Regions from separate parts of the Homo sapiens genome. Here region 1 is linked to region 2. A link is a loop called in an ENCODE intact Hi-C map of the cell type or tissue named here. Cell type or tissue: PC-9. All regions are shown on one strand.

Region 1 (2,500 bases), 240 kb after region 2:
AAGGAATTAAGCACTATATTTCTTAAAAGAGTATTGAAAATTGCAATTAACTCATACCCATGCTCACCCGGGGAAATATTAATTCTCATCAAATGAGGTGGAAGATTCGTTTTGGATAAAGAGTAAAGCACTTGGAAAGAAGGGGATACATATGTGGTACAGGCTGAATATTTATGTGAAATGCTTGGGACCAGAAGTATTTGCGATTTCATGTGCATAATGAGATTTGCATATACACAATGAGATGGGACCCAAGGCAAAACACAAAATCCATTTATATTTTATATACACCTTATACACATAATCTGAAGGTAATTTTATCCAATATTTTACATACTTTTGTGCATGAAACAAAGTTTGTATTAAGTATTTATGTGTGGAATTTTCCACTTGTGCAGTCATGTCAGAGCTCAAATAGTTCTGAATTTTGGAGCATTTCAGACTTTCAGATCAGGAAGGCACGACCTGTATAAAAAACAGAGTAACTTCTAGTATTCTTGCTTCTCTGCTCTTCTCTCTTGCTCAGCCAATGCCGTGATCCATTTCTGTTGTGTGGGTGTTTAAGGCAGAGGCAAAGTGACTGAAGTCTCTGTTTCAGATCCTCCCACATGCAACATTTAAGAATCTGGCATTTAACTCATTTCCTAACCTGTTAGTGGTACACACAGACTTTAGGAAGCTGAATACATCCTCTTCTGCACTGGAGTCTGTGAGAAGGTTGGAGGCAGGAAGGCTGAAACTGACCTTCATCAGTTATTTTCTACCCTCATTCCACTGCTACCCTCCCTGGGGTCTCTTTCTTAAGTGTCATTTTGGTGGAGAAGGGGATGGTTTCTCCACCTCCCAAATAGAAGAAGTATTTCATGATGTATTAGTTCGTAGTTTCTTCGGTTTATGTTGGTCTCCTAACAGAGTTCCAAAAAGCAGCATTGTCCCCTCTGATCCGCGGTTTTGCTTTCTGCAGCTTTCATTACCCACAGTCAACTGTGATCCAAAAATATTAATTAGAAAATTTTAGAAATCAACAATTGATAAGTTTTTAATTGCATGCTGTTCTGAGTAGTGTCGTGAGATCTTTCACTACCCTGCTCCATCCCTCCTGGGACATGAATCACCACTTTGTCTAGTGTATCCTGAGTTACAGATGTCACCTGCCCCTGAGTCACTCAGTAGCCATGCCATCTCAGTTATCAGATCAACTATGAAGAAATCACAGTGCTTGTGTTCAAGTCACCCTCATTGTACTTAATAATTGCCTCAAAGTGCAAAAGTTGTGATGCTGGCATAGTGTTATAATTGCCCTACGTTTAGTTATTATCGTTCATCTCATATGTGCCTAATTTATAAACTTTATCATAATTATCTATGTATAGGGAAAAACATAATATATACAGGATTCGTTACTATCAGAGGTTTCAGGCCTCCACTGAGGTAGTCTTGAAATGCATCCTTTACAGCTAAGGTGGACTGCTGGATAGACCCTTTTTTCTTTTTGTTAATGGATGGGGTCTTGCTCCAACCTAGCAGGTTGGAATGCAGTGGCGCAATCATGGCTCACTGTAGCCTCGAACTCATGGGCTCAAGCCATCTTCCCACTTCAGCCTCTCGAGTAGCTGGGCCCAAGCCACCACACTGGCTAATTTTTTAATTTTTTGTAGAGACAGGGTCTCACTATGTTGCCCAGGCTAGTCTCAAACTCCTGGCCGCAAGTGATCCTCCCACCTCGGCCTCCCAAAGTGCTAGGATTATAATCATGAGGCATCTCACCCGGCCTAGACTTTCTGTTTGTGTCAATTCAGTTTCATTCATTCATTTGACAAATATTTATTATTTAAGATATACTAGGCAGTGGCCCTTTACAGTACAGTGCATGTCTATTTAGTATGACCCTTTAGTATCCTAGATATTAGCCCTTTAAAAATCAAGAAGTATCTCAAACATGACTCCAGACTTAAATTGAATGATGATTTTTTTAAGAGATGGGTCTTGTTATGTTGCCCAGGCTTGAGTGTAGTAGCTATTCACAAGCACAATCACAGTCTCGAACTCCCTGGTCTCAAGCAATCCTCCCGCCTCAGCCTCTTGAGTAGCTGGGACTATAAGCACCCAGCTAAAATGATGATCCTGATCACCAACTAGATACTAGATATATAATGAGGCATGTTTTTAAAAATTACACAGATTCTTGCATCATTTATGGCAATAAACAAACCAGCCATCTTTCAAGTGTGATATTTCCCAAAGTACCCATGGAGGTGCTGGCACGAGCTTGCTCACAAGCAATCTACCCTGACCTTGAACACTCACCCCTGTTACCCAGCTCTTGTCTAGGGCTCCCCTATACAGACCCCAGGACAGGCTACTGTTGGAGCAGCCGAAATATACAAGGCCTCCAGCCTGGGCCTGCTGGGAGCAGGGGCTGGTGCCTCAGGGCATCCTGACTGGCTGGCTGGTTTCCATCCATTTTGCCTTGGCCCATGGACACTCCTGCCTGCTCACT
Region 2 (2,500 bases):
ATTTAGTAATTGTCTACAGAGTGTGGTTTTGCACAAAGGGCTTCTCAATTGCAAGGGGGAACAGGAGAAAGTCTCAAAGGGGAGAAAATATTTGAATGGGGCTTTGATGCACAAGGAAGACTAAACCAATACAGATTTGAGGGAGGAGCATTATAAGCACAGGGAATGACAAGTAAAAACACAGGAGCCAGGCATGCTGGCTCACACCTGTGATCCCATTGCTGTGGGAGGCTGAGATGGGAGGATGGCTTGAAGTCAGGAGTTTGAGACCAGCCTAGGCAACATAGTGAGACCGCATCTCTACAAAAAATTTTTTAAGTACTTAGTCAGGCATGGTGAACACACCTGTAGTTCCAGCTATTCAGGAGGCTGAGGCAAGAGGATTTCTTGAGTCCAGGAGTTTGAGACTGCAGTGAGCTATGATGATGCCACTACACTCCAGCCTGGGCAGCAGAGTGAGACTCTTAAAAAAAAAAAAGACCAGACACAGTGGCTCATGCCTGTAATCCCAGCACTTTGGGAGGCTGAGGCAGGAAGATCACAAGGTCAGGAGATCGAGACCATTCTGGCCAACGTGGTGAAACCCATCTCTACTAAAATACAAAAAAAATAGCCAGGTGTGGTGGCGCACATCTGTAGTCCCAGCTCCTTGGGAGGCTGAGCCAGGAGAATAGCTTGAACCCGGGAGGCGGAGGTTGCAGTGAGCCAAGATTGCGCCACTGCACTCCAGCCTGGGCAACAGAGCAAGACTCCATCTGAAAAAAAAAAAAAACAAAAAAAAAAACCACAAAAAAACACAGAGGAGTGAGAAGCAAGTGCCTGTGGTGCAGGGGTGGAGCATGCAGTGGGAAGGGGAGGGAGGTGATGTGCAGGGGGATTTCCTTTCCTGGCCCTGCCTTTCCTGTCATTTTCGGGCAGCCCAGGTGACCAGGCCCTCTTCCACCACTGTGTGAGTCACCACCTATCTCCTCCACCCAGGCCTGAGTGTGGCTGATCAAGGTACGTGCTGTTACTAACACGTTCCTCCGAACACAGCGTCAACAATTAGTAATGAATGAGGCCAGACCCGCTGTGTCACCAGCTGCCGGAAAGCCAGCTCCAGAGGTGCCATCAGCCCAGCTCATGGCCAGGGCTTCCTTCCCAGCCATGCCTGCAGACAGGCTCCTGCTCCAGGAAATAGGACCACATTCTTAGGAGGGACACACAGAGGGGAAAAACAGAAAGAAAAACTGCAGGAGGAGGCTGACCCGAGGCTGCCCAGACAGGGAGTGGCTGTGAAAAAGTCCAAGGTTTTCCTCAAACATTCCACAATCGTCTATAGACACTGAAAAGCAGGCATGTTTAACTTTTTCTCTCCCTTAAGAGAGGAACACTGGTGGAAAAGTGACAAGAGAGCAACAAGTCCTACTTGCTCAAGAAGAGAATGACTCAATACGCAGGATTAGGCTTATAGGTAAGCAAGGAAGGAGTCGCTCCAAACAATGTCATGTGTGGGGTTCCAGGGAAATTTCTGTACAAAACCACATTAAATATGAGGTCATCAAGCTGTTAGAAATGTCGAGATCCTGCTTTTAGACTGTGTAAAGTGACTAGTAAATGGCAGTTAGCTAGTAGTCGTTATCGTTACGTTATTTCTCTGTGCAAATACCCCCAAGAGTCTCAGCCAGTTGCACACTTTTGCAGTCTGACTCAGCAAATACATATTGGGTGCCTTCCATGTGCCAGTAACTATCCTACATATAAAGAACATAGCAGTGAATCGCTGGGGTTTCTAACGCAGTCATTGATGATGCAGCAGTCACGCCTCAGACTAACTTCTCAGACTGAAGAGACAGAGATGAAGGGAGAGAAGAATGTGCAGGCCTAGGTCTGGGGAAGGTGGGAAGTGCCTCCAGCTGCTGGAAGTCACCCACTACTGGGATGTCAGGTGGAGAAGGGCAGCTTGTAGGTTGGAGAGAGATGAAGAAAGGGGTTGTTGGAAAATCTGAAGAGAAACATGTTGATTTTCCGATTTTGTTTGAGACTGGGTTTAGCCATAGCCAGCATTTGGAAAATCACCTAGCTGCTCTGGTTATCCTGCTCAAAGGAAAAGTCACCCAAAGCTTGTAGATCACCAAAGTTTTTTCCTTTTTTTCCTGAAAATAGAAATGGTGGTGGCGGGGGAGAACAGTAGGCTCAGGCAATGAGGAGCAGAAGGAGGAAGAGATTCAGTTTGTGTTGGGAGGTTCCACCTTGCCATCTGTGCACTGTTACTCCTCCTTCCAGAGCCCATGAAGCAAAATGGAACAGAAGGAGCTGCACCCAACAGAGCAGGCGGCTGGAGGAGCGGCACAAGAAAGCCTGGGATAAAGTTGATTTTCCATATCTGGATGTGTCTGGCAGCATCAACCATATAGCTGCAAACCAGGGTCGATTTCAAAGCCCAGGGCCTGGCCACACGTGTCCAACACCTATGAACTTCTTATGGAGATTGTTCACCACGGAGCATGAAGACAGAGCG

Evidence for each region. A loop is a pair of places that touch in the nucleus more often than their neighbours do. Peaks named below come from ENCODE experiments on the same cell type or tissue, not always from the same donor. Only the 100,000 strongest peaks of a DNase experiment are listed, where the experiment ranks them.
Region 1: a loop joins it to region 2, with 4 times the contacts of the local background. A loop is called at or near these places in 3 of 110 quality-filtered maps.

The regions. Positions count from the first base shown.
Region 1 is chr10:24,820,847-24,823,346 of GRCh38, reverse strand. No RefSeq gene overlaps it. Among named protein-coding and RNA genes, the nearest start is that of ARHGAP21, 98 kb to the right of the region's middle. In PC-9, no CTCF peak of the experiment used is centred here; a DNase peak (open chromatin) is centred at 1,156; H3K27ac peaks cover 1,232 bases.
Region 2 is chr10:25,061,135-25,063,634 of GRCh38, reverse strand. It overlaps a transcript of ENKUR not described here. Among named protein-coding and RNA genes, the nearest start is that of THNSL1, 46 kb to the right of the region's middle. RefSeq lists an enhancer at 719-1,918. In PC-9, no CTCF peak of the experiment used is centred here; DNase peaks (open chromatin) are centred at 1,044 and 1,384; H3K4me3 peaks cover 799 bases; H3K27ac peaks cover 1,966 bases.